Regions from separate parts of the Homo sapiens genome. Here region 1 is linked to region 2. Evidence: chromatin loops called from intact Hi-C (ENCODE). Cell type or tissue: sigmoid colon. All regions are shown on one strand. Links, peaks and the distances in the headings refer to the core of each region. The heading gives the core; the rest is flanking DNA. Region 1 holds the start of CHD2 (chromodomain helicase DNA binding protein 2). Region 2 overlaps RGMA (repulsive guidance molecule BMP co-receptor a).

The links. A loop is a pair of places that touch in the nucleus more often than their neighbours do. Peaks named below come from ENCODE experiments on the same cell type or tissue, not always from the same donor. Only the 100,000 strongest peaks of a DNase experiment are listed, where the experiment ranks them.
Region 1: a loop joins it to region 2, with 5 times the contacts of the local background. A loop is called at or near these places in 2 of 110 quality-filtered maps.

Annotation. Positions count from the first base shown.
Region 1 is chr15:92,899,773-92,908,805 of GRCh38, reverse strand. CHD2 (chromodomain helicase DNA binding protein 2) reads right to left here and starts at 8,482. Exons shown (of 39, transcript NM_001271.4): 1 at 7,982-8,482; 2 at 7,507-7,639. The coding sequence starts at 7,568. It overlaps MIR3175 (microRNA 3175), which reads right to left and starts at 4,407; the gene lies at 4,331-4,407. RefSeq lists enhancers at 4,114-4,353, 4,634-4,813, 3,675-4,874, 8,144-8,353, 8,394-8,463 and a silencer at 4,514-4,563. In sigmoid colon, for the core only: no CTCF peak of the experiment used is centred there; DNase peaks (open chromatin) are centred at 705 and 4,335; H3K4me3 peaks cover 6,094 bases; H3K27ac peaks cover 5,142 bases.
Region 2 is chr15:93,068,394-93,077,426 of GRCh38, reverse strand. It overlaps RGMA (repulsive guidance molecule BMP co-receptor a), which reads left to right. Exons shown (of 4, transcript NM_020211.3): 2 at 4,396-4,511. Among named protein-coding and RNA genes, the nearest start is that of RGMA, 16 kb to the left of the region's middle. RefSeq lists an enhancer at 2,870-3,627 and a silencer at 3,784-3,922. In sigmoid colon, for the core only: no CTCF peak of the experiment used is centred there; DNase peaks (open chromatin) are centred at 3,610, 4,196 and 4,842; H3K4me3 peaks cover 4,795 bases; H3K27ac peaks cover 1,753 bases.

The DNA of each region.
Region 1 (9,033 bases), core at 278-8,277, 170 kb after region 2:
TGGATCTGCCATGACATTTAATATAGAAACATCCTCTTCCATCAAGCCTACAATTCCCCGTCAGCATCCTATCCCACTTTTGCTTCCAGAGGTCCTAACTCAAGCAGCTATTAAGACTAAAAAGGGAATTTAAAAATGGGACAGGCAATGGAAAGACCAAGGGTTAAAGTACACGAAGTGCTCCATCAGAAGATTTGAAAACACACGGAGATACTGCAAACATACAGAAACACATGCAAATTTGAAACACAGAGAGCTTTTAAAAATTAACTAGATCCTAGGGGCAGGGATGGACACTGGTATTTTTAGAAGCTCTCCACAGTCTGAAATGGGAATAAAAAGTAGAACCCATCTGACCTATAACCCAAAAAAGACAGGAAATAGAGGAAGTAGAGGAAACCCAAAACACACAAATCTTAAGACTATAGTTTAAGCAGACTTGCATGTTCGGCATTATGCTAAGACAAATATATAGTCCTATGGTTTAGACTGAACACTGAAAGCAAGCTACAGCCAATTAGACATTGGTTGTAAATATTACTGCTGTTACATTTATATCCATGGAGCAGTGCACCACAGTATTCAGTATTCATTCTCTAACAGCTTGAGAGGGGAAATGAGACAGAGGATAAACCAGGGTAATAATTATCAGCTTGGGGGAGTGGGGGTGGGTAGTTATCTACTCAGACTAACTGGCAAAAGCCGGGCTGTGATTCACACAAGAAGCTGTTGTAGTCCAGGAAGAGTCATATGCTCTCTCAAAAGGCTGGCTCTTCTCAAAAAAAAAAAAAAAAAAAAAAAATTCTAAGAGAGGATGAACTGTAAAACGCACCCAAGCTGACTAAATGAGGACTTGCCTCCTAAAATCATTCTCACAAATCTCTCCTGTAACTGGCCTAAACAAACTCTCCTGGTAGGCCAAGACAACCAGCGAGTTCCTCAGGGCCAACCTAGCTCCTGAAGAAGAACTTAGGATATGAAGGAGGGGTGCAAGAAAGTAAGATGAAACAAACAGTAAGAATAAAATAACCTTACTAAAAGCTTACATTTATTGAGCACTTTTAATGTGATGGGCTCTTTGCTAAGCATTTTATGGGCACTATATTATTTAATCTTCATGACCCAATGAAGATGACCATTATCTACATTTTTAAAATGAGAAAATTACAAGTCCAATCATAAGTGCTTCTTCACTGGCCTAAACTGGGAACAAAAATTTTCAGGACTAAAGTAAAAGCTGAACTCATACCTAGCTCTTGCCAGGCACAGAGGTAACAGTTAAGCATACACAAGTGACAAAATGACTCATCAGAATTAAATCCAAAGTATAAAATCAAGACTATCTCTACAATCCTGCCTTAGCCGGATGCTTCTGAAACATTCTCTCCTTCAAGATCAGTGATCACATTTTCCCCAAACTACAGGGACTCAGTAATGAGAACTGAAATACTTTTCAGTATGATATCCAGTCCAGAACATGTTGAAATACCAAACAAGAAGACCCATAACCAAACATATTAACAATAAAATGCTAAATTATGTAGCATGAATGGCTACCACATATCTATGTCCTCCATCATTTATTTCAAAAAGAAAAGCCTTGTCCCTCACTTCATAATCAGGGCTCAAATATATTCAGTATATAGGAGCTTTTTTTAAAAAATGTCTCTCCCCCTAGACTTGCTTTATCAATTAAAGATTCCATTGATTACAGAAAAGGGTCATAAGACAAATGTGAGTAATGTGTTCCAGCATTGTGCTGAATTACTGATCACAAAATAAAAATACAATCCAGCCTGGACATTGGATGACTAAGTTTTGTTACTCAGGCTTTATACTGATAACCCTAAAGTTCCAAAACAAGTTGTGAATGGCAGCTTTGCAAAGGTATACATGTGAACTCAACGCTTAGTCAAGCTGAAGTGCAGGAGGGAGTTACTCAGCTGTGACACACCCAGTGTAACCAAGCCACAAAGTTACTTTCACCTGTACACAAAATACTCTTAGAGGAATTTTTTTTTAAGTTTCTTTGTTCAAGTGACACCATATCAAGAAAGCCAAGTTCTTCAAGGAAGCAAAGTTCTAAGGTTACCAAGAAGCAGCTAAAAACTAAAGGATCTTAAAAAAAAAAAAAAAAAAAAGATGGCTCATAGCAAGAAAAAATTTAATGGCTGACACAGAGCAGTCACTCAATTTTTATACCAGAAACAAACTTAGTGTATCAAATTTTATGGGAGAAATGATAGGAGTTTGGAAATACCAGGTGGTCTCAGGAGGTCTCTCATAACTGTCAGTTGTTTTATTTGGGGGTAAGGGAGAGTAAACTAATGATAAAATCTGTGAGTTTTAGTTAAAATTCAAATAAACTTCCAGATTCACTCCTCAAGCAATAACTTGCTACAACTGTCACAACCAAAAGTCTTTATCAAAAATATTATTTGCCCACCTTCCTCTGCTGACTTAATCTTTACAAAGATACTAACTCCCTAACGGCCAAATACTAGTTGGAAAGTGCATATTTTAAACGGCAAGGATACAGAGAGAGAGAGAGAAAGAGAGAGAAATCGATCAACACTCTTTTCTTGCTGCTTGATGCTATTCCCCACATCAAAGGGAAAAAAAGTAGAAGGCTCAACAAACATACCTAAGAACACTGGTTCTATAAAAAACTTAATTGGCTGCAAGATTGTCAACAGTTAATAGGTAAATTGTTATATCATGGTATGCATTTTAACTCATAATGGTATTTAGGTTAAAATATCTTAAATAACAGAATAGTTCATATCCTCTTCAAAAATAATTAACTGCAATGTTGACTACTTTGACCCCAGTTTTAGGAATTGAAAGGTATTCAGCAAATACTATTAACACAACTAATTAGAATTCAGTCTCTACACAAAAAGGGAGGTGAGATTATTACTTTCGTTCTTGTGGCAGGTATACTTTAAGTTGGAAGCTACAGTTAAACGTTCATCAAGTTCTATAAACACTTAATTCTCTGTTAGCATTTTATACGCAATATACATTTGAGCATATAATTTTAAAATCAGGTACAAATTATTTGATGAACACTTCTCTGTAACAGAAAAAGCAATTTCAGCTAGTTTTCACAAACTATCCAAATAATTCTTCCCAAAGAACCTAGATTATGAGAACCTACAAAACTCACTATCATAGTGAATTCTAACTTTCACAGACTGTATTCAGAAACTTGACATACGCCCAAGCAAATATCACCTGCACTGAAGGGTCAACATCTCCTTTGAAGTAACACACTTTACTAAAATAACTCTAAACTATGGCTAACTACAGGACAGCCTACTCCAACTGCTAAAAAAACTCTAGTATGGCAGGAAAAAAACTTTGTCCACAGTAGATAAATCCACTGAATTTCTTGCTTGCTTAAATTCAGTATGTGTAATTTAATTATTAAGACATCGTTGCTGAACGATGAAGTTTTAACCAGAAATCCTTGTAAAGGTTTCCAAACAAGGCAAATCAGTGAGCATAAACCCAACCGTTTACCGGGACTCAGAATTCCCGAAATGGAGGCCTAGGGAAGATAATTGCGAAGATTTGGCCAAGTGACCCCACTATCAGCCAAGCTGTCAGTCACCCTGCATTAGCAAGTGCTATTAACACTTAAAAGAGTAGTTTTCTGACATTTACTTACATAGTAATGGTTGCCTAACGCTGTATTCTGCCACTTTTTAATGTTATTGAACGTGAAATTTTCTATTTTCTACTAAACTATCCCACTGTGAATCTTAAATATATAGTACTTAGCACATACTGACCTGAGTTTTTCTCCATCAAATGCCAACTGAGAAAATGTACGGTACCAAGTAAAAACGCATGGGGACAAGTTCAAATAATCTTCCCTTTGTTTATGAGCCATGTATTAAACAGCTGTTAACACCCGTCAAGAGGTTTTCACTAAAATAAAAGTATCCGCCTCTGACACTCAAACGTTTTGGTCAATTGTAACAAAATTAAACCCACTCATCTCTTCACACTGAACGGGGGCGGGGAGAAGGGACGCTAAGGTATGAAAAGGGAAAATGTAAAACTGGGCAAATTTTCTATTTTAAGATTTCCAAATAGTGCCTTTAAAATTTATAAATAGTGCCTGCACTTTTTCTCCAAAAGCAGCCGCTTCTCAAAGAGGATAAACCATTCCCGGAAATGGGCAAAAGAACACACTACAGGGTGCGGACCGCTACAGGCAAGGGCGGACAAGACTGCCAGGAGCAAACGCGTCCAGGAAAGAAGCCGCCCACCGGAAAGTCCCAACTAGAGTTCCCTTCCTTTTCCCCTCGGCGTGCGGCTCCCTGGGTAGGGGGAGGAGAAAGCGCCCGACATGCGCACGCGGCCAGACGTCACTGCGTTCTCTCCCCGCCCCCCAGGGGAGCCGTCTGACGTCACGGGGCGGAGGCTGCCGAAGGCGCCGCCGTTGACCCTGCTGTTACCAGGCGCGCGCACAGCCAATCAGCACCCCGCGCCGGCGCCGGCCGGCCTTTGAACTCGGCACGGCAACTTCCTGCTGTTTGGCGAGTACACAGTGCAATGCAGTATGTCTGTCAGCGCTGCGGCACAAAGGAACAGCCATTTTGTGACTGAGCTGGACCTGCATCAAGATGCCAGGGGCTCAAAGAGCTGCTGCGTGCCCTATCGAACTGCCTTTTATGTCGGCACCAGAGTTCCCCAGAAGAGCAGAGAGGGGGAAGGAAATAGGCTTTGGTATTTCAGATTTCTATTAGTTTAGATTCAGTCTTCTCCAAAATCCCGTTTTTTAATGTATTATCAGCGTCATAAAATGGCTGCCAGTTAAACTGCCTGTTCTAGTACACAAGTAACTGCATTATGCCATTTCTAATCATCCCCAGCCTTTTAGAATATCTGGTAAAGCGCCCCTGAAAATTGTAGGATTTACCCGCACCTCAGGTTATAAAAATAAATCTGGCTCAAAGGCAGACGATTTGGAGATAAATTTAATAAACTCGTTCAATTCTTAAGATAAATTGCTAACGTGGTGCCGTGGAGAACACACTGAACTCTTTGTGTGCACACAGTCCCGTTTTCATTCTTTGATGTTACTTAAGTTATCCCCAAGCTGCAAATTATTCAGATAAAAAGTATGGTATACTTCTCGTATGTCCATCATTAGAACTTTGTTTTAAATACTTAGAAATTTTACAAATATCAATCAAATGTTTTTAAAATCGCGTTTTTTAAAGTTTTTAATTTTCAAAAATCGTGATAAAGTATAACAGACTTTAGCATTAACTTCAAATTAAAATACAAACTTATATAACCACTATTAACTACTGCACTATTTCCAAAAACAGGGTATTACCAGATTTACCTAAACTTGCACTCATTCTTTCCAGATACTAAAGTAATTCTCAGACCAAAGTTTACTTGACCTGCAAACTCATTTCCTCTTCTGTGGCTCAGGCTGCAAAGGTGATTTTCGTAGTATTCCCTAAACACTATACTTTGGGCAATAAAAACTCTGATGGCAGAAGGAACCAAGTACTAATTACAGGGACAGTTCAGCTCAGTAGAAGTAATATTAATCTACCACATTAAAACACCACTAACATTCTACAGCTGCACATTTTAAAAGGAAGTGATGTCATAATTATGTACATGTATTAAGATATGAAATTTAGGGTAACTAATTTAAAAGTAACTATCTTCTTTTCAAAGAGTCTTAAATATTTTTGGACATCCATCAGGTATATGATTCAAAGTATACTTGACAAACCAATTTAAAAGTACAGTCAGTACATGCTTCATGTACAGCTGTAACCTCCACTACCAGTAAGCAAATGCCTGACAACTTCCAGGTAGTTTTCCAGGTGAGAGTAAAAATACTGAAAGAATACCAACACTGCTCAATTTTTTAGAATTAGAAAGCACAGTCTGATCAATGATGTTAACCACAAACCTTGCATAAGAGAGCCAAAACCCATGTGAGACCTATGCAAATGATACACTCAAGGGAGCAACAATTTTAGTGCTGAATCTTTAATAATTTGCCAAATATATCTGGAGGTTCTCATTTCTTCAAATTGTCATTACTTTCCAGAAAAAAACAGCTTAGGATGAGTAAAAAACTTTTCTGTCCTCAATTTAATCTAGTAATTTACATGGGCAATTCAATTAAGACAGCACTACAAACTGGGTGACAACTCAATGCAAAAAAATTTGGTAACTTATTTTCTAAAGCAAGGCTCAATATGCTTTCAGTCAAATAAAATAAATAGAATTCAGCATATTAGTAACACATCATGTTCAAAACTTTCAAATTCACTAGCCTAATAGAAAAGTGTATTATTTATAAAAATTAGAAAAGTAAAAATTGGGAAGGAAAACCACATAATGAATCACATCCTTGTTAAACTGCATGATTTAAAATTTATAATATGAAAATGCATAAAGAACACATCAAAAAATGCATTCATATGTACTTTTAAAAATTAATATACAGAGGTCATACAACAAAAACATCTTAGAGGCTTTATTACTTCATCACTAACAAGGTACTCCAAGGAATGTGAAACAGATCATGATTTGCACAAACAGTACATTTTTAAGCTTCAGAAGATAAAGCATTCCAGACGACTCTGTCGAAATACATCAATAAATTTAAAGCAGCTACATCTAAATTGTGAGGATAAAATACATCTACCAACAGGAAATCAATGTCTTAAGCATACAAATGCAAACCTTAAAATAATTTAAATGTAAAATATACAACTGCAAATATTAATCACAGTAACAAACACAAAATAGAAGTATATATTAAGAGTATTCCAGGATTTCTGTTATTACAGATTTGATTTCATAAATGCAGGAACTCTAACCATCAAGTAAAGGTTTTGATAAATCACATCAAAATTTCCTAAAATGTCAAGTGTATCAAAAGAAATATAAAGTCACATAAAAATATAAACTGAGAGGCATCAGTCAAAGGGTCCTTTAAGTGATTTTGTTTTTAAATGTACATTTTTTCATTCATATAACTTTCTGATATGTCTATTTACTATAATTTACTACTACAAGGCTTCTCTATGGCCCTCAGTTACAAGTTTAGATATCCTGGATTCTTCAAAGAAAAAATTTGCCTTGTATGTAAAATGGTGCAATGCAGCAATGGCTAAACCGACAAGGTCATTTTTCTGCAGTACAAAAACCTAAAAACTGAAATTTACTGACAGAAAAACTGTACATTACAGTAAAGGCCCCTTTGAATAAAGGTACCTTACCTTTTGACTGCTGTAAGAGGCCTTAAGTCACAACTCAACTTTCATAAATTGCTACCAAAAAATTAGGGTGTGGCATATTAGCAATCTCAAGGTCATGCTTTAAAAAACGAATCCAAATTAGAAAAACACAATAAAACAGACAGCAATCCATGTCTGTCAAGGTAAACAATTGTAAGCTGAGGTTTCTCCCCCAAAAAAAAAGACAAAAAGGAAGAAAGTTGATAGCTCATACCTCGATGCATTGCTGTGTAGCGAACTGTCCTCCTCTTGGCTTTTGTCCTTATTTCTCATCATCTTTTAATTCTTAAATATTAAGGGGGAGGGGGAATCTGTGTTTGCTTTGAAGTCCTGTGCCCAGGTATTTACTGTCAAAAGTTGAAAGAAAGGTAAGGTCCCGGCTTCTATCGATGCTTTTTATTATCAGGAACAAAGTCCTGACGATGTTAACGATATTGTTATAACACAACAACGGTAAGCACCAAAAAACTAAATATTTCTATTTTTTCCTTAAAAGAAAAAACAACAGGATAAACCGAACAGTGGAAGCATCACTATCAATAAGGAAACTTTCTCAAAGTAGCACACTAGATACAAATAACAATCTCTGTATCTTATTGCGTCATCCAAGAATTTCTCGTATTTACAGAAAACAAGGCAAACTTAAACAAATAAATCTTTAAAATTATCACCAATGATCGTGAACTTACCTGATCCATGTAGTATGTCCAAACCAAGAGTCCTATCTACTAGTAGAAAAATATCAGATCCCAAATAATTAAAAATAAAGGCAAAATCCTCCGTTAAAAAACGAAAAATAAATAAAATAACCCTCAAATATGTTAACTGGTCAAAAAAATAAAGCAATAATTAATACTAAAACAGGTCCGAAAGAAAAAAAACCTCATTAGGAGAGCGCACAAAAATGGAGGTGCGCCATGGCTTCTAAGCTGGAAAAAACAACGACCTGGGCTCTCAGTACGGCTGCTTCTTTCCAACAAGGCACGAAAAGAAAGCTCCTAAAAGCTGCTTTTCTCCCAAAAAAAGGTTCGAATCGACCCCAGTAAGTCCCTAGGAAAGGCAGGGGGCTACGGGGGCCCCCTGAGGCTGCCCGAAAGTTAGGGAAAGTTGCGTAAAGTGAGGCAAAGGCAGGGAGCAGAGCGCGCTCTCTCTAAGGCACAGCCGCCATCTAGAGCCTCCTTCCCAGCTCTGAGAGCTCTGCCTTTGATTGACACTCTCTACATTTACCCCACAACTCAGGTGATGTACCATAGACCCACCCCTTCATCTCCACCAAAAAAAAAAAAAGGAGAGAGAGAGAGAGAGACAGATCCTCCATCCCAGGGAGCCTAAGGACCCCCACCCCCACACCTCCCTGCCCCTCCAGACCACCCCAACAGGGGGAGGGGGGAGGGCTTCTTAACCCCCTCTGGCTCAAGCACCCTTTTTAAGCCAGAGAGAAATGTAATTTGTTCCTTTTGTCTAAAGATCTGCTAAATATTTCAGTCCTTGAGCTAAAATAACTTCCTCCCTGGACAGGAAGTGGTGTTTTATCAAGCCATTTTGAAAAAGGGATAATTCTTAGAGAATCTAAAGCTCAGCTAAGTACTAATCTTTTTAAAAATTAATCCCCCAATGGGTGAAATGATTGCTAAATAAAAGTAAAACCTTAATTTCATAATATAAATTCAAGTTTTTCCTTCTTTATGATGCCTAAAAATAATCTAAAGACAAAATTTAAGGGGGAATTTTCCATCTCCAC
Region 2 (9,033 bases), core at 499-8,498:
CCGAGATTGATAGAACTTACAAACCCAGCTATTCCCCTAGACATGAATCGCCTAAGGGAGCTCCTTAAAAATGCTGATGCCCAGGCTCTACCCCACAGAGATTCAGATATAGCTGCTTTGGAGAAGGGCCTGGGCAACTCTAATCTTTTTACATCTCCCACAGTGGTCTCCCAAAAGAATAAATCCCTCCCCTTCTTGAGGCTTTGGGTTGGGCTCCCAGGTGCTTCACAGGCTCCCCCAAGCTCTTTGCTCTGTTTCTCCAGCTTCACCTCTTCCTTCTACAGCCGCACTTCAGCCTTTGCAGATCCTCAGGTAAAGCACACTTTGTTCCTGGCGTGCTGGGTGTTCCTTCTGCCTGGAGTTTTCTCCCTGCCATCCCCTCCCTTGCCCGTCAACTTCCCCTGGCATACTCCTACACTGGGAAAGCTTCTTTCCCCTCCCTGCACCCCAAGCTGGGCTGGAGCCCCCTGGCGCCTGTGTTCTGTGTCTCCCCTGTCAGAGTCTGTGTTATGCTTTATTGAAAGTGATTGTTAAGTAATCTGTCTCGCCTTGACTTTAAGCCCGGTGCGGACTTGCTCACCACCATTGGAATGAATGGCACACACAGTACGCCAAGCATGGGGTTCGGCCAGCTTGGCTTGGCATTTTTTAGCCATTTATTGGGTGCGTACTTAAGCGTTCCCAGCCTCAGTTTCTTCATCTGCAAAATGAGGATGGTAATAGAATCTTCATTAGCTGAAAGTTTCTAGAAATGTAAAGTACTCAGCTGGCATCTGACACAATGTAAAAATACGTCAAAATATTAGCCATTATTTTGAAAGACACCACCTTTTTTGGTAAAGGTCATTCACTCCTCACCTCTCCTTTAGCACTCATTTTTCTCTATTATCTGTTTCTACCAGCAATTCAGAAATAGGGACTGTCTTATTTCTTTATCCCCCAAGGTCTAGCCTGCAGCAGGTCCTGAATATATATTTGTTGACTGATGACTCAGGCCCTAGATTTGAGAACACTCTGTTCATACCTAGAAGCAGGCAAAGTTGGAACCCCTGACTATCACTGCCCCTGAGAAGACTTCAGCCGTATGCAGAACCCTTCCTTTCAGAAGCCCCTTGACCCCTTTCCCCCCATCAAATAGCTACCCCCAGAGTGGAAAGGGAGAGAAGGTGGAGGGGGATGCTCAGGATTGAGGCCTCCACAGCCAGTGCTGAAGAAAAGGGGCAAGAGTCATGCATGAGAGTGTCTCTATCCCCAGGTCTAAGCTGTAGCCTAGGGGACACCACATACTTGGTTAGACTCTATGGGGCTGTTTGTTTGAAGTCAACTACACTTTTGAGTTAAATGAGTTTCTATGGCGAACGGAGTGCTGAGTTCTCAAATCTAACGTTTTAGGAATTTTTTATTCCTGCAGAGAGTTGGGGAGCTGTTTAAAAGTTGGTTGGTTTAGCCAGTATAGCTAGATTCCTCAAGGTCAACACAACGCCATACTGCTCTAGCTGGGGCTAGATTTCTCATGATAGTCTAAACTGTGTGATGGCCAAGTCCCCACTTTGAAGATGTCCAAATTCAGCCTCAGACATTTCTCCTCAAGAAAGGGGGGGAAAAAAAGCCTTTTGTGCCCCTTTCCCAAATTATTTGCTCATGTCGCAAGACTGGGGTCTCCTCCTAAAAAGGCAGCCAGTACCCGTCTCCCGGCAGGGACACTGGAACTCCCATGGCCTGGGGCCTCTTCCGAGTTCTATTCAGTTGTAGTCTTGGAGTGACAATATTATCAGCCCGATCCTTACAGATGAAGAAACTGAAATGTAGAGGTTAAAAGTCCTGCTGCGAGAAGAACCAACTGAAAAAAAAAAAATTCTCAGGCTTTACAGCAAGCAAACTTCACTATGATTTTTCACAATTCTGATTCTGTATTCTCTGGGGGTTATCTCAGTTGCTTCTTTAGGATGGGGTTCATTATGTTGTACATATATCCCAATGTGTCTGTATGAATCTTTGTCTTTTTTGGGGCAGTGTGGACGACGGGTTCTTTTTAGATACTGTTCCTAAAAAGGAATCAGTGCATACACCTGTTTGTCAAAGCACCTTTGCTTTTTGTGCAACTGCTTTATATTAACAATACTTAAAATAGCTTTGGAAAAAAAAACTACTGTATGTAATGGAATTGCAGAATATGCTGCACATGTATTTTATTTAGTTATCCTTTCTTTAAGAATATTGGATGACATTTCCTGACGTGGGAGGGAGAAACTCCTTTTTTTTTTCCTGCTTTTAAATTGTAACATAGTTGAAGATTTCTTTTTTCTGTTCTCATTGAAAAAAAAAAAAAAAGTCCTGCTGTGAAAAGTCCATTCTTGGGCAAGGGCAGCCCCAGAAGGGCGTGATTTCTGGGCTTCTGCGGGCTGCATGGCCTCCTCTGGATCCTGAGCCCTGGTCTCCAACCTGGACATGCTGCAGCAGTGACGGTGGTTAATTACTGTCCAGGTGACTTGGAATGCCAGTGATCCCTTCTCATTGGCGAGAGACTCTAGAACTAGCTCGTGAAAGGCAGACTCTAGCAAATGGTGTTAATTAGTGGAAAGGCCACTTGGTCACCTCTGTGCAGCCTGGCACAGTGCCTGCTTAGCGTGCCCCGGTGGCCGCTGGAATGGGCTGCCGTTCGGTGATGCTGCAGAATAAATTGTTGGGTCGGGCCCCAGGACTGGCCAAGCTTGAAAGGAAGAGCATTTTCGATGGTGGGCTTTCACTGGGAAAACCGTAGCATTTTGCAGACCCGTCCTGAAATGAACCCTGGTTTGGGGGAAAAATATTTAGAGCTTGTCGATCTGAGACCTCAATATTTCAGGGAAACACAGTGACACCCCCTCGTAAAGAAGAGTTGTGTCTGGCATTTCCACCTAAGGGAAGAGCAGCTTCGTGTTGCCCTGTTGCACAGCTGGCTGAGGTATGGTCCCCTTGTGTACCTGTTTTGTGGAAGCCAGATTCATAAGTCTTGCTGCTGGGGTTGTGTCTTCACAGCCATAGGGCCTTCTCCCCTCCCTTCAAACTTGCTCCTCTCCACACTCCCGACCTGGCAGCCGGAACCCCAAATGCAGCTGCAGCCCTGCAGCCTTGCACAAGCCTGTGTGGCCTTTGCAGCAGGTAAGGACTGTGATAGTGCTTAAGAGAAACCTCCAAATTGGATAAAAACCCAGAGGTGTTTTTCCCCAAAGAACCAGATGGGCAGGCTTGGGAGTGAGGTGAGGAGGGTGGCGGGAGGAGTTGGTTTGACTAAGAACACTTGCTCAGGACTATTTGTGTTTCATCCAAAAGATGTCTCTCAGGGGAAGTTACCAGTCCCTTAAATATCACAACGGCAGCAGAACTGCAGGGCCCAGGGAACCTTGGGAAGGAGATGTTTCTTTCCCAGAAAAATAAGCGACAGAGTTAGGAAAGGTCACCATACTGAAGCCCTCCCAAGTGCAGCCTTGCGGGCCTCGCAGAGAGCGCCAAACCATCCGGCCCTGCGCGCCACGCGGACCGGCATAGCCATCTCTCTGGAGTGGCAGCTGTGCCAAGGTGGCAAGGTTAGGCCCGCAGGCCCTCAGCACGGGGGCGCAGCCGGGGCAAGTCTTCAGGAAGCAGCGAGGTGCTTGAAGGGGGTGCTGGAGGCAGGCCAAACCCAGTCAGGATGGGTGGCCTGGGGCCACGACGGGCGGGAACCTCGAGGTGCGTTAGTAGCTGAGATGCAGAGAGCCATCCTGCCCAGACCTAGACAACTCGGAAGTGGGTTTTTCAGCCTCCTGCACCGGTGTCGCGTCTGAGTGCGACTGATGAGCCAGGGGGCGTCGGTGGAAGCTTGGGGTCGGCAGTCTGGTTGGAAAGTAGGGCTGGGATTTGCCTCCAAGGACAGTTTTTCTACTTGGATTGGATATTCGTGGAGGGGATTAAGGGGGCGTCCTGCCCCGCCTCATGCCCTGCGGCCTCCCAAGGGTGCTGGGCCTGGTTTGCAAGGACAGCCGCGGGCTGGAGATGGCGCGAGGGTCGGGGAGCGTGGCGCGCCCTCTGATCTAGGGCCGTGGTTTTCCGAGGTCCTCACGGCGAGCGCTGCGGCCGGGCAGCCTGGGTCCCCGCCCGGCCGCCTCCGGCTACCTCGCCGGCCTCGCTGAAACCCGAGCGCGAGGGGGCGGTGCGCAGGCGGCTGGGGCGCGGGGCCGCGTCGACATTGGCGGAGAACCGAGTGATGGATGGCGAGGGAGGGGCGCGCGGGGGGCGGCGCGGGAAGGGGAGCGCGCCGGGCGCCCGCGGCCGAGGTGGACGGAGCCTCCCGGCTCGCTGCTCCCGCCGGCGGAGCGAGGCTGCCCTTTCTTCGCAGCGTGATTTATTTTCTTCTTTTTTTCTGAACTCTTCTTCCAGGGAGAGGCTAGTGGTAACAGGCCGAGCTGGATGGATGGGTATGGGGAGAGGGGCAGGACGTTCAGCCCTGGGATTCTGGCCGACCCTCGCCTTCCTTCTCTGCAGCTTCCCCGCAGGTAAGGCACTGCCGGCCGGGCGCGCGGGGCCGGGTCCCTGGGCCGCCCCTCAATGCTGGGCCAGATGTGCGCGAGTGAGTCCGGGCTCAAGTTCTCCGGACCTCCTCCGGACCCCGCCTCCTATTTCCACGGGTCTTTTGTTTCTCCCGCACCCCGTCGTGGGTGCGATGCCTGCCCTTGGGGACCCGGAGAGGGGCACCCTGCCCGAGTTGCCGTGAGATGGAGCCGTGTGGGGAGGGCGCAGGGGCCGGGGTGCCTCACTCCCTTCCCTTTTTCCGAGAAAGGGGGTGGCTGGGAACGTGCCTCCTAGGGGCTCGGGAAGAGGGGGAGAAGGGGAGGCACGCCCTCGGTGCTGGGGACACTTTCTTCAGCTCCTCGCCCAGCAGTTTGCAAACCTGCCGGGTGCCCAGGGGTGGAGCCAGGGTCGCCCCTGAGGTCCCAGCCGAGTTCCCGACAGCCCCCTCCCCGGAGACCTCGTCTCGTTTCCACCCATTTGGCCACGCGGGGACACCCACGGACTCGGCTCAAATGAGCTGGTGTTCCTGTTTGATAACTTTCTGCGTCGCCCCCTGTTTGTTTTTATTGTGTCAGAAAAGGAGAGAATTTCAGAATTAAAGCTGAAAAAGCCCATCTGTTTCCAATGAATCCCCCATAGTTTTTCACAATGTTTTTGGCAGATCGCTGCTTTCAAATTCCTCCGAGCCCGGACCTCTTGTTTTTGTTGGGGGAAGGGAGACCAACTCCACAGAGAAGCATTTGTTCCTTCCCAAACGCTCCAGTTTCTTTACTTTTTTTCCTTTCGGGGGGAGGGGGGAGGCATGCAACTTAAATCCCCGGCCTGTTTTCTTTATGATGTTTCATAAAACTTTATTTCATTTTTGCCATATGCTGCTCACAGCCAGAAAACGCCAGTTAAGCCCTTTATACCCATTTTTTTTCTTGCTAAAAATACAAATAAACACAATGTCACGGGCCAAATGGCCCCCCCGGCGCAAGGCGGGATCTCCCAGCCGTTTCCATTGTGTTTGCGGGGTTCAGAGGTGTCTTTTTGAAAAAATTTCATCTTGTTTCGCACCACAGCCAGGCGTAGAGCCGCAGCCCCCGCGCACTACTGAGCTTTGCAAGAAAGGACTTGAGTTTAGACTCGGATTGGGTTATTTTGATTTGCTCTTCCGCCAACTGGGTTTCAAGGAACTGGCAAAACTGGGCAGGTCTGGCTCGGCCTGGCTGTGAGTTGGGGCTCCCAATGGGCGGACCACGCAGACAGTGAACAGTAGGGAGCGAGGGATCAGTTTACCCCCTAGTCCCAGCCCTGCTCCTGGCCCCCAGCGCCAGCTCAGACTTGTGCGTCCGGCTTACTCAACCACTGCGCACCCCAGAAGGGTCGCAGAGAGCCGCAACCTGCTCTCCAGACCTAGGTTCCATAGGGAGGCCTGGCCAAGGACAAGATGTCGGGTGAGGGATCTTGGTATCCCCAAAAAGTACTCAGCTTGGAATGTCAAAACCTCCGCAGGGGATCAAACAGCAGGGTGCCCTCTCCTCACCCCCAGTGTATTTAAAAGGCAGTTTCTCCACCTACTTAAGAGTCTGGTTGAACAGCCCAATTTGGTTTCCTCCCAAGAATTCAAAATTAAAATAAAAATCACCCTATTTAAGAAGAAGTCAACGTTTTGGAAAAGCAGGAGTTTGCAATTTGTGTTCTTGGTTTGGTCTAGATAAAGATCAAGCCCATTGGAAGTTTTATCAGATGGGTTGATAAATGGCTTTTGTCCCTTGGCTGCCGTGGGGGATGTGATCTCAGCTCAAAGCTGAAATTGAGAAGAGGGGCTTAGAGGCCCTTAAAACAACACCTTCCCGCTCTTAAAGCTGCAGCACTTGTTACCTTTTGGGGCTGGAGAGGAAAGGAAGGCCTGGCAGAAGTTTCCAGAGGTAGGAGGCTGCATGGCCTGAGTGGTGGTGGTTTTGTTGTTTCTCGATTTATTTCTCCATCCTAAAAACTTTTATTTTAAAGCATCCCGCCATAGGCTGAGGAACACTGGTAGGTTATATAAGTCACAGCCCAAATTCCATCACTTTTGTTTCCAAGAAACCCATTTCTTTTTGGCGTCAAGGCCGGTAACTAAAACCTGGCCGATGGAACTGATAGCTGCTCTCCTGTCACGCCAGCTGGCTAATGTTTCTTCTCATTTGAGGGCTTGACAGCTGCGTTTAGTCAAAATTGCCCACCTGACTGAAAACTGAGCTTCCAGTACCCCAAAACTAAATATACTGGGGGCTCCAAAACTTGTGTGCTCTAGAAATGTGGGTCAAAAGACAGTTTCTTAAGTAAGGGATGAAATGGGAAATTTCCACAACAGAGAGAGACTGTCCCATTCTTTGACACATTGACCAGGAGAGGGGCCGCTTAGGAATGAAGTTAGAAAACTTGCAGGTCTGATGGAGAGCAAGGCGGGAGATCGAGAAATAAAGCCCCAGCAAGTGGAAGGCACCCAGACACACTGGGGGCCCCTGTGTGCCTTGGCCTCTCCCGTTGAAGACAGGTGGAAACTGGCCGAGCAACTGCGTGAAAGCCTCGGTTTGTTCTGTGCTAGTCAGCTTGAATGGCTGCCAGGAGTAAGCCTATAGGAGTGCAAATTAAATCGAACATAGTTATGTGGAGAAAGATGCCTTCACCTCAGCTACACTGAGAGCGTTTGTGTGTTTCGAGTGTTTGCATTTACTTACTCCATGTGGATGGCCAACCTACTGGGTTCCTGACTCAGTGACAACTTTTGGAGCCTTCTAACCAAGCCCCTCAGGCAGACCACAGCCTGGTGATGAGAAAGGGCCCCTGCACTGTCAAGCGGTCTGGAAGGGTGTCTGTTTAGATGATTCTTTGGGGACAGCACAGGCAGACAGTGTCCACGTCTACCTAGGAAGGGAGGCCAGAAAGGACTCTTAAAAGAGCATTCCACAAATGGCATCCTACTCAAATCACAGCTAATAGATGGCTTTTTAAACTTTGAAGCCATTGTGACTTTTTCGAAAAGAGTTCCAAGAGAAATCCATCCAGGCATATGTTTCGGACATGTCACCAGGCTTCCTGTTCACTATGTGTGGGTCCTGTACTTCAGCACAGTGGTTCTCCAAGTGTGGTCCCTGGACCAGCAGCATTAGCCTTCCTTGGGAACTGGTTAGAAATGCAAGTTCTAGGCCCACCACAGACCTATAGAAGCAGTTACTCTGGAGCTGGGGCCCTGCAGTCTGTGTTCTAGAGCAGGCCCTCCAGAGAGCTCTGATGCATGCTCAAGTTTGAGGATCGCTGTTCTAAGAACTATTGCACTCCAGACTTTCTTTGTTCCTTCTTTCTTCCCCTTATACTTTGAACTGCAGCTGTTTTAGAAATGTTAGTCCTCAGTGGGTAACTAAGGTTTCGGGAGACCAAGGCCCTCTGCAGTGTCCAGGTACATCTGTGTCGCTATAGAAATGAGACTGTTTCTATCAGAGCTGCTATTCAAAAATGCATCGGCCAGGCGCGGTGGCTCACGCCCGTAACCCCAGCACTTTGAGAGGCCGAGGTGGGTGGATTGCTTGAGGCCAGGAGTTCGAGACCAGCCTGACCAACATAGCGAAACCCCGTTTCTACTGAAAATACAAAAATTAGCTGGGCGTGGTGGCATGAGCCTATAATCCCAGCTACTCGGGAGGCTGAGGCAGGAGAATCGCCCGAACCCGGGAGGTGGAGGTTGCAGTGAGCTGAGATCGCACCACTGTACTCCAGCCTGGGTGACAGAATGAAACTCCGTCTCAAAAAACAAACAAAAAAAAAATGCATCAGCAGATCAGCCTGCTTACCACACTATTGCTCTCCCAGTAGGACTTTGTGTCCCAAGGGGAGAGTGTCTTAGTTTGTTTGGGCTGCTGTAACAAAATACCATAAGTGGGTGGCTTATACATGACAGACATTTATTGCTCACAGTTCTGAAGGCTGAAAAGTCCAAGAGTGATAGGTGCTGGCAGATTTGATGTCTGGTTTGTAGATGGTGCCTTACAGCTCTGTCCTCACAGGGCAGAAGTGAGGGCACTCTGTGGGGTCCCTTTTATAAGAGCACTAATCCCATTCTTGAAACCTCCACCCTGATGACCTAATCACTTCCCAGATCCCTCCTACTTCTCATACCATCACTTTGGGGTTAGGCTTTAAAAGGTGAATTCGGAGTTGATGTTCAGTGGCAAGAACCAGCCAGCTAGCAACCAGTGTGTGACGGCACCTGCAGAGCAGCGCATTGGCTCCCAGGGAGAGCACGCACATAAAACTCTACAGATGGCCAGCCACTAGGCCCTGAGGGTGTATTGAGGAGAAAGGGAAAGGATCTCTAGTCTTGTGATCTGAGGAAGGGAAAGGTCTTTGCAAGGTTGGAGAAATGGCTAGTAGTCACTCCAGCGCTCAGAGGATGGGAGCTGGGGAGAGGTGATCTGTGGGCACAGATAAGGCCACTCTATGAGATGGAGAAGAGGAGGCCTTGGAAGATAAGAGGCTGAA